Regions from separate parts of the Homo sapiens genome. Here region 2 is linked to region 1. The links are chromatin contacts, found by Hi-C or POLR2A ChIA-PET in ENCODE. All regions are on one chromosome and are shown on one strand. Each heading gives the region's core, a stretch centred on a gene start or an enhancer-like site at or near the end of the contact. The rest is flanking DNA. Distances are from core to core; before and after follow the strand shown. Region 1 overlaps ABTB2 (ankyrin repeat and BTB domain containing 2). Region 2 overlaps ABTB2 (ankyrin repeat and BTB domain containing 2).

Evidence for each region. A loop is a pair of places that touch in the nucleus more often than their neighbours do. ChIA-PET counts read pairs that join two places held with the same protein, here RNA polymerase II (POLR2A). Pooled maps may share reads with other maps.
Region 2: a map of MCF 10A shows a loop between it and region 1 (8-fold over the local background). The contact joins two enhancer-like sites. A Hi-C loop is called at or near these places in 4 of 168 maps with a recorded cell type or tissue (HepG2, MCF 10A, endothelial cell of umbilical vein and 1 more), 3 of 37 single-sample maps with no recorded cell type and 7 of 50 pooled maps. POLR2A ChIA-PET finds 5 or more read pairs at or near these places in 12 of 52 experiments (A549, GM12878, HEK293T and 9 more).

What each region holds. Positions count from the first base shown.
Region 1 is chr11:34,173,598-34,178,890 of GRCh38, forward strand. All of the region lies in intron 3 of ABTB2 (ankyrin repeat and BTB domain containing 2), which reads right to left. Among named protein-coding and RNA genes, the nearest start is that of NAT10, 71 kb to the left of the region's middle. RefSeq lists enhancers at 1-908, 909-1,829. Within about 2 kb of position 1,319, at least 7 of the 41 ENCODE cell types and tissues checked have a DNase peak (open chromatin) inside an H3K27ac peak, as active enhancers do.
Region 2 is chr11:34,211,840-34,217,125 of GRCh38, forward strand. All of the region lies in intron 1 of ABTB2 (ankyrin repeat and BTB domain containing 2), which reads right to left. Among named protein-coding and RNA genes, the nearest start is that of NAT10, 110 kb to the left of the region's middle. Within about 2 kb of position 3,177, at least 7 of the 41 ENCODE cell types and tissues checked have a DNase peak (open chromatin) inside an H3K27ac peak, as active enhancers do.

The sequences.
Region 1 (5,293 bases), core at 69-2,568:
ACAGAAGGAATTTCCATCATGGGCCATTAGCAGAACCTGAGGGCCCTCAGGTGGCCCAGGGAAGGAGCAGTTCCCCAGTGTGTGGAATTGGGGACCTTTCCCCCTCCAAAGAGTTCAGTCAGGGTCGCCAAGTGTTCTTCTATGCAGAGGGGAGAGGCTGCACAGCTAAGAGTCTCACAGACCCAGGTCCAAACCCAGGGCTGCCACCAGCAGGGTCAGGTCACCATCCCCTCCGACAAGCACACTCGAGTCTGGTTCTCCATCTGTAGCACACGTGTGATACCTCCTTATGGAGGCTGTCATGAGGCCAAATGGGATGATGCATATTAGGCTGTTGTACAACATTAATGACCACTCCTTCCTCATCTGGCACCTAGACTGAGGTGGGCTGACACCACTTCGTGTGCCAGGCCAGGTTGCCCCCAGTTTGGTGCTCAGAAAAGAGTAGTGGCCTCGGCCGGGCTCGGTGGCTCACGCCTGTAACCTCAGCACTTTGGGCGGCCAAGGTGGGTGGATCACGAGGTCAGGAGATCGAGATCATCCCGGCTAACACAGTCTCTGTTAAAAAATACAAAAAATAAGCCGGGCTTGGTGGCGGGCGCCTGTAGTCCCAGCTACTCTGGAGGCTGAGGCAGGAGAATGGCGTGAACCCGGGAGGCGGAGCTTGCAGTGAGCTGAGATCGCGCCACTGCCCTCCAGCCTGGGCGACAGGGCGAGACTCCGTCTCAAAAAAAAAAAAAAAAAAAAAAAAAAGAAAGAAAAAGAGTAGCGGCTTCAAGTCCCACAGGGAGGAATGGTCCTAGCGGGTCCGAGTATCACTAAGAGCCCACAAAAGCAGGGAAAGGCGGCGGCAGGCTTAGAGCTGCAAACTCCCGGGGCGCCGCTCATGAGGCCCGCTCTGTGCCACCAGGGGACGCCATGTGCACAGCCTGTGCTGGGCCCTGACTGCGGCTCAGGCCGCGCCCGCCCCTGCCCTCGGCGAGCGGCTCAGATTCAGCTGGGGGGCGGGGACGCGTTTCTGTCCTCTGCCAGCTCTGGCAAGGCTCCGTGTTGGAGCCCCCTCAGGAGACCACTTCGCCGTCCAACAGACCTCCCCGCCACCGAGGGGCCCGGATGGCAGCCTGTGGCTTCATGACTTCGTGGGACACCCACCTGCTCTGCCCAGAATGGACGGAGCTCTTTCCCTGCTCCATCACAGGAACAAGGCAGCCCTGGAGCCCTGTCCCTCACTCATGCTGTTCTCTCTGATGACAGCCCAAAAGTCAGCCTCCCGGCTCCTGCCTGTTCCCAGCCCTTCCCGATGCCACTCTTGTCCTTCCTTACAAATTAAGCCAGGGAGCGGGCAGGCAGCCAGGGGCAGGCGGCCAGGCCTCCAGCCACCCCAACTCCCTCGGGGCTCTTGGAGCGTCCCGCCTGTGCGGTCACTGTGGTCTCTCCCCTTGACATGCAGCTAAGTGCTCCCGCCAGGGAAAAGATGTCCATTCTCTCTCCTTGGCTAGGAAGTAAGCCACCTCCAGGGAGTCAGCCTGGGCTGCCCTCGGAACCCCTATCTCAGGTCTCCAAAAGCTCGGGTCATCTCCAGAGTTCTAAAAGTTTCTTCTCTCCTTGAGGGCAAAGAATGCTTTTATTTTAAAAAGTGGCAAACAAATATAAATGCTCCTTGACTTAGGATGGGGTTACATACCAATAAACCCATAGTAAGTTGAAAATATCCTAAGCGAAAACGCATTGAATACACCTCACCTACTGAATAGCCTACCTTAAACATGCTCAGAACACCTACATTAGCCTACAGTTAGGCAAGATTATATAAGCCAAAACCTGTTTTATAATAATGTTGAACATCAGTGTAACTTACTGAATACTGTATGAAAGTGAAACAGAATTGTTGTGTGGGTACTCGAAGTAGTTTCTACTAAATGCATATCGCTTTCACACCACTGTAAAGCTGAAAAATTGTAAGTTGCACCATCATAAGTTAGGGATTTTCTGTAATCAGAAGTGATCTTAAAGGTCTTTCCTTTGGGAAGGTATTCTGATGTTCTGGTTCTGTCATTTCCAATATTCCTGGGTTTGAACCACTTAACTGGTCCACTGAGCATACCAATCTGTATGAAGGGGAGGGCCACAGGCCAGTAAAGCCTCACTATCTCTGGCCCTCAAGGACTCCCAGAACCTCACCTCACCCTATCTCCTGCCGTGACTCACCCCTGTTACCAGGACACACCACCAGCACTCATGGACCTCAGGCCCACCCTGCCTGCTCCCATCTATGCATGAGAACGAACAGCTCTCACCCCTGCTTGTCTAGATCCTATTTATCCTTCAAGACTCCATTCCAATGCCACCTGCTTCAGAAGCCTTCCCAGATTCTCTCTCCCCACCCCCCCAAAAAAAAGGGGGGCTGGGTGCGGTGGCTCACGCCTGTAATCCCAGCACTTTGGTAGGCTGAGGCAGGTGGATCACAAGGTCAGGAGTTCGAGACCAGCCTGCCCAATATGGTGAAACCCCGTCTCTACTAAAAATACAAAAGTTAGCCGGGCGTGGTGGTACTCACCTGTAGTTCCGGCTACTCAGGAGGCTGAGGCATAAGTATCGCTTAAACCTGGGAGGCAGAGATCGCAATGAGCCGAGATCATGCCACTGCACTCCAGCCAGGGTGACAGAGTGAGACTCCGTCTCAAAAAAAAAAAAAAAAAAAAAAAGAGAAAGAAATATCTTCCTGCTCTGAGATCACTGAAAACTTTCCTTTACAGCAATAGCCATGAATGCATGTTGTCTTCCTAACCAGACTGTTCCTTCTAAGCACGGGAACAATGACTTCCTCATCTCTGTATTCTCTGAAATATGACCAGCCTGGGGCCTGACATGGCAGGTCCTCAATAAATGTTCACTGAAGCCAGGCCTGCTGGCACACGCCTGTAGTCCCAGCTACTTGGGAGGCTGAGGCAGGAAGACAGGTTGAGCCCAAGAGCTGGAGGCTACAGTAAGCTATGATCGCACCACTCCCCTGCAGCCTGGGAGACAAAGAGAGACCGTGTCTCAAGAAAACAAACAAACAAACAAAATTATTAGTAGAAAGTTTTGCTGAGTGACAAAAAGTATGGATGAACATCAGTAACTTACTATAGTGTACCCAGGTTTTCAGTTATGGACCAAGTCATGTTTCTGCCCAGAAAAGAATGGTGTATAATTTTCAAGAGCCTAGTGTTGACTCATTAGAGTAGGAAGCTGAGATTCTATGGGGGGATCTTGTGTAGTCTAGGAAGAAACAACAATCTATTCATGAATTATCCCTCTGTTTATAAGAGTTCCCTTAAACATAAATGCCCAATTCCCCCCAAATATTTTTAGATTTCACAATTCTTATATTACAGGGCTGGAAGGCAAGCTTACAGACATGCTTCTATATATCAGTCCTTCTGATTGCAGGAAAAGCCTTTATTTCAACCATCAGCATTGGAGACTGAAGTGTAAACAAAAAGATAATCCGTGGATTTGCCAGCCATTCTTCCCTATTGTGGCCAACAGCCAAGACAAAGCACCACGTGTGGCTACTAAAACTCTAAGAGGGCATCTCCTAGCTGCACTAGGGGAAATCCAAGAGGGAATTCGGGAAATCATGAAGTCTAATCAGGTGGCATCTTGGTTCATCCCCCTGCCTCATGCTCCTTAGAACTCAACACTTGAGAAAATGCAGTATTGATAGTCCTGGTGGGTATACACTGGACTCACTGGGTATACACTGGGCTCATTCAGCCCTCACTTTACCATCTTGGCTGGTGAGGTGGAAAATTGAAAACTGCATTTCCCAGTCTCCTTTGCAGCTGGGATTCTGGAAATTAGGTTTTATCATTAAGATATGCTGCATGAAATTTGGTAAGTGAATGGGAGGCAGAGGCCACCTTTGTGTTCCCTTTGTCTGTTTTTGCTAGCAAACCAGGTCATGAAAACTGAGGGTTTTTTTTTCCTACAGAACATTCCAGTCCAGTTTCCACCTATCTGAGGCTTCAGAGTAGTGGTAGTGATGGTGAAATGATAAAAGCAATAGCAAAGTCTTTTTTTCTTTTTTTTAACCTCCCACCTCAGCCTCCCAAATTGCTGGCACCACAGACATGCACCACCATGCCTGGCTAATTTTTTATATTTTTAGCAGAGATGGGGTTTCACCATGTTGCCCAGGCTGGTCTCGACTCCTAAGCTCAAGCGATCTGCCAACCTCGGCCCCCAAAATGCTGGGATTACAGGCATGAGGCACCGTGCCTGGCTGCAACGCCTTCTTGATTCCAGCTTTACTCCTGAACTGCAGCTCCAGAGGTGTTGTTCAAACTCACAGTTCCAGGCGCTGTCTCAGGGAGCAGCTCCCCTAATGGGCGAGTTCGTCATTCCTGGATGCTCAGCCTACACCCTGCTCCACGAGCTCCTCCAATGATTCTGTGAACCCCCAACTCCCTGCATTAAATCATCTCCTGCTTACAATACCCAGAATGCTGCTTCCTGAATGAAAACTGATTAATACTTTCAATATACAGAAATCTAGATTAGCCCTCTGCCTCTTTCAATATACAGAAATCTAGATTAGCCCTCTGCCTCTGGGGAGGGGCTGGTGCCCACATGTACAAACAAGGCCCCCAAACTGATCCCTTCAGGCCTTACTCCTTGGTCCACCCACCTCCCCAGCCTGGGATCTGTGGGAAGGTAAAAAGAGAAGTAATTCATGGACTTTCTCAGGAACATGCCTTCCATGGGCTGTGGGTTCCAGGCTACTGTTTCCTTCCTGATAATTCCATGGAGTCTGCTGGGCAGGCTGAGATGAGCTGGACCTGCATGTCTGGCCATTCTGGAAAACCCCTTTAAAAACTCCCATCTGCAACAGCGTGGCTGTGTGAGAACTCCAGGGTGAGAGGGCCTGAAGGAGCAAGGCTGAGAATGACTGATGTGTGCACCATCCTCAAGATCCCAAAGAAGTTCTCATTCCCCGCTTGTTGCGTTTCCCGTAGGCTGAGCTTGGTCGTTCCGTGCCCGAATGCAGATATCTGCAGGGCCAGAGCCAGGAGACCGGGTCGGGGCTGAAAAAGCTCCCTTTGTTCAGCCTTTCTGCCTGCTGAATTTTTCCTTAGCTGGATCTGATACCTCAGAATAGTGGTTCTCAATTTTTTCCCTGGTCTCAGGACTCTATATATACTCTTAAAAATTGGTCGGGCATGGCAGCTGACACTTGTAATCCCAGCACTTTGGAAGGCTGAGGTGGGCGGATTACTGGAAGTCAGGAGTTTGAGACCAGCCTGACCAA
Region 2 (5,286 bases), core at 1,927-4,426, 40 kb after region 1:
GATTGCACCACTGCACTCCAGCCTGGGCGACACAGCCTGGGTGACAGAGTGAGACCCTGTCTCAAAAAAAAAAAAAAAAAAAAAAGGATAATCAAAAAGTCATCTAATACTTGGGCAAAACCCATCTCAAGACGTGACCATGATACTGTGAGGCCCAAAAATTCAAATGGGGAGAAAATGCTGGGAGACAGGAGAGATAAGGGGAAGTTTGAGAAGCAGGTTTTATTTATTTATTGAGACAGGGCCTTACTCTGTCATTCAGGCTGGAGTGCAGTGGCGCAATCTCAGCTCACTGCAACCTCCTCCTCCCAGGTTCAAGCAATTCTCCTGCCTCAGCCTCCGGAGTAGCTGGGAGTACAGGCACCCACCACCATGCTCGGCTAATTTTTGTATTTTTAGTAGAGACGGGGTTTCGCCATGTTGGCCAGGCTAGCCTCGAACTCCTGACCTCAAGTGATCCACCTGCCTTGACCTCCCAAAGTGCTGGGATTACAGGCATGAGCCACTGCACCTGGCCAGAGAAGCAGGTTTTAACCATGGCTAATAATAAATGGACATGGACTACCATGCATTGAGTAGGTCCTTTCTGCCAGGGATTGGATGAACGAGCATTTGAAACCCTAGAAAGACCCTCGCAGTGGAGTACTATTACTAACCCCATTTGCCAGCGAGGGACACTGAAGTTTAGATGGGCTGAGTCATTTGACTGAGGTCCACAGCTAGAAAATGGCAGAGGTGGGATTCAGACCCAGTGTGTCTGATACTGGAGTCCACACTGGCTCAGTCTGAAGGAGGAGAACACGAGGCTCTCCCCATGCAAACTCAGAGACAGCACTCTTCCTTCAGCACTCACCACCCCATCAGCACTGTGCTTTCCTTCTTTTTCTAAGGTCAGGAAATTAAAAGCAAATAACAATTATCCTCCACTTAACACTTCATTCTGGCTAAGTTATCAGAACAGCACTGGCAAAAGGTGGTCTTCTGGTGAAGTCAGGCCCGGGGCCCAGGAGCTCACTGTTAAACAGTAAAATAATAACACACACTTAACAACTGCTTAAGAAGCTGGCGGCCACAGAACCCAGGGGGAGATAAAAGGCTGGCAAAGGGTGATGTGCTCAGGGCCAGCAACCCCAATTTTCCTAAAAAAGAGTGGTGCAAAGTAAACCTCACTCCGAACACCGGGCTGGATTCACTTCCTCTTGGAATCCTTTGGGCCTGCTGGGGGTGCACCTGCTTGTGGAGTTGGTGTGGGGACTGCCTCTCTCCCATCCAGCTGGCTCCTCCAATTCTCAGAGGGGCTCCAGCAGGGTTAGAATTTAGAAGGATGGAGGAACTACTATAAAACTCGACAGCCCTGACCAGGCGCAGTGGCTCACGCCTGTAATCCCAGCACTTTGGGAGGCCAAGGCAGGTGGATCACTTGAGGTCAGGAGTTCGAGACCAGCCTGGCTAACATGGTGAAATCCCCCATCTCTACTAAAAATCCAAAAATTAGCCGGGCGTGGTGGCAGGTGCCTGTAGTCCCAGCTGCTCAGGAGGCTGAGGCAGGAGAATCACTTGAACCAGGGAGGCGGAGGTTGCAGTGAGCCGAGATCGCTGCCACTGCACTCCAGCCTGGGCAAGAGAGCGAGACGCCATCTCAAAAACAAACAAACAAAACTAGACAGCCCCACAAGTGTGGCAAATTTGGAATCCCCACTGGGAATGCTGGCTCAGTGGCACTTTGGTGATTCATCTATGGTAAATATCAGTTCTGACACAGACCCAGAGGATGACTATTAGGTGCCTGTAAGAAAACTAGCAGGGATGCTACATTGCTGTTTAATTTTTTTGAAGCAAAAACTTAATAAAATGCCATCTGCTCACTGCCATTTCTCCTCTTTGCAAAAGAGTATAAAATAAAGCCAGTGTAACCAAGCAGATCAATTTCAGGAAATTAAACCTAAAGGTGAACCCTGGAAAAACCAGTGCAATAGTCACAACATTGGGCAATGTGGGGCAGAAAACTAACATTCGAGCTACTGAGCTTTTTCCTGTGGAAAAATATCTCTGTGTTATTTAGAATACTTTTTAAGAGATTCTGGGTGGCCTCTCTCCAAAGTATTGATGTAACACATGAAGAACTTAGTGACCCAGGGAGCATGAGTCTTGGAACTACTGCCTCTTTGAAAAGAACAGTCCGCCACATGACCACGGTCCTTTGTCATACGCTGTCCTTGACCCGCAGTGGGTGAGCACACTAATTCCTGTAAGCCAATGACAACACAGAGCCACTTTTCTATTAAGGCAGCACATTCAAAACACACACACACACACACACACACACACACACACACAAAGTAAATGGAGAAATTAAGGATGGAGATGAAGCAGTCGTAGACTCAGTACCTTAAATATCAGCCTTCTTCTCAACAGCCACTAAAAGAGTGGTTCGCTTGATGCTAGGGTCATAAAAATGCTTTCTGCCCTACTATGCTTTCCAAACTTTTTATAATGAATATGGCTTACTGGCATAGGAACAATGACTGTTTTGAGCAATATGAGAGAGGGGATGAGATGTAATCAGAGGCAGAGGAGGGTGACAAAATGTTTCTTCTGAGCAAAGAACACCCATAATTTGAATTATGGTATAACATTTGTTATCTGAAATTAAATTTTTAGATAAAGGAAAAAGTGAATGTTAAAAATACCACTTTTTTTTTTTTTTTTTTTTTTTTAAAGTCAGGTTCTTGCTCTGTCTCTCAGGCTGGAGTGCAGTGGTGCAATCTCAGCTCACTGCAACCTTCACCTGCTGGGCTCATGCCATCCTCCCACTTCAGCCTCCCGAAGTGCTGGGATTACAGGTGTGGGCCACTGCACCCAGCCAAAACTATCGCTATTATCTTGTTACCTATAAAGAGCCTAGAATTTATTTCTGCATGGTATACTTTTAGATGATTCTTCTCCCATTATTCTTCATACTTTTTAACAAAACTAATATTACAATTATTATGAGCTCATGGAGGTTAAAAGAAAAAGGTACATGAAAGGAAAACCTGGTTGTTTTATAGAAATTTTACCAAAAAATGAGGGGGTACTGCTTTTGGAAGAAACTCAGGGAGAACCCATTCTAAATTGCTAACCAGTAGATGAGACATTGTCTGCATGCCTCATTCCAAGTATCTATCATCTGGCCCCTTCGCCTGGCCCCAGGTGGTGGTGACTCAGGCACTGCATCACCAGTGGGACTTTCTGTGGCATCTTGCTGATGCTCTGCCCTGCCGTGTACCTACTGCTCTGAGCCTGTGTGATCATTCTACAGCTACAGTGGCCGAATCACCACTGGTGGGATGCTGCCATTGCTGGGCAGGGGGTGAGGGAGGGAGAGGAGGCAAAGCCAGCGCAGGGAGTGACAGCTGAGCTGCATCCTTCCCCTGCTAGGGATCAGTGCTGCCAGGGACAGAAAGAGGGCAGTGGGTGTGACCTCTCAGTGCCAGCTCAGAGAGGAAGAAAGGGATCAAAAGGGCACAAACACAAGTCTCTCCTTGAGAGTTTAAGGAAAAGATGCAAACATCACAAGGCCCAGGGCAGATGGCCAAGATGTTTATTAACAGAACATGAGTATATTCATCAGAGAATATTCATCAGAGATTTACTGCACTGGAGTCCTGCTTATAAACATAACCTGCTTCAATCAGCTTCGGTTCCAATTCCAAAAGGGATTGATCATTAGACTCTTCAGACAATTAAAGGGCATGAGTCAGAGCAATGAGGTTCAAAACCCAGCTCTGCCACTTACTAGCTGTGTGACTCTGGACTAGTTACTTGAGCTCTCTGAGCCACAATTTGTTTCTCTGGATAATAGGCCTAATCATACTTCCTAATTCACAAGATTGAGCATTAAAACAGGTTTTGTAAATAAGCACTTAGCAAAAGGCTTGGCACACAGTAAAGCATATAGTAAATAAAAATATTTTTATTAATAGCCTGATTCCTAGGGCTGATGGCTTCAAGACAAAGAAGTCATCAGATACTATATAAAAGTTATTGTCACTATTAGGAAGGAGGGATAGACCCAAGGCCACTCGATTCTGTTATTTTCTTAAAGGCCACTAGGATCCACAGTGATTTAAAAAAAAATTGTGATTTACTCACCACAGATGGCTCATTTATTCTGCATTCATTCACTCATTTATTCAACAACTGTGTAATGATTACCTAATAATACACCAGAAGCAGCTATGCTCTGGGGATATGAAAGTGAATGGGGGTCCCTACCCTCATGAAGTTGGCAGTCTAGTGGAGGAGGGAAGACAGTATGCCAGCCAAATAAATATTGGATACAAAGGGCTGTGATGCAGTCAGCACAAGGAATCCAAACTAAGGATCTCTAAGCCAGACTACCTAGGCTTGGTGGTCAAGGAAGGCTTCCTGGAAGAAGGGACACCTCAGTTGATGATGAGCAGGTATCAGTCTGCTCTGAAAATCCTCTGTGCTCTGCCTATTCATCCCTCCCTGCCCAACCCCTGGCAACCACTGATCTTTTTACTGTCTCCATAGTTTTGCCTTTTTAAGAATGTCATATAGTTGGAATCATACTATACATGGCCCTTTCTGATTGGCTTCCTTTACTTAGAAATATACATTCAAGGCCGGGTGCAGTGGCTCACACCTGTAATCCCAGAACTTTGGGAGGCCGAGCCAGGCAGATCACTTGAGGTCAGGAGTTCAAGAGCAGCCTGGCCAACATGGTAAAACCCCATCTCTACTAAAAATACTAAAATTAGCCAGGCGTGGTGGCAGGTGCCTGTAATCCCAGCTACTCAGGAGGCTGAGGCAGGAGAATCACTTGAATCCGGGAGGCAGGAGGTTGTAGTGAGCTGAGATTGTGCTGTTGCACTCCAGCCTGAGCAACAAGAGCGAAATTCCATCTCAAAAAGAAAAAAAGAAAGAAAAGAAATATACATTTAAGTTTCCTCCATGTCTGCATGGCTTGATATTCCAGAAGCAGGGCTTGGACATCAGACCAAATTGAGGACTAGCTAAAACAGGTCCCGGGCAGAAGCAGCTTTCCATTAAGACACGCCCACCAGTGTGCCATGGTTGGTTTACCATTTCCATGGCAACACCTAGATGTTCCTGCCTCTTTCCGTGGCAATGACCTGATAACCTGGAAGTTACCAACCTCATCCTAGAAATTTCTGCACGAGCCACCCCTTAATTTGCATATAATTAAAAGTGGGTACAAATATTACTGTACTAGTAGTACGGAACTGCCTCTAAGCTGTTATTCTGGACACACTGCCT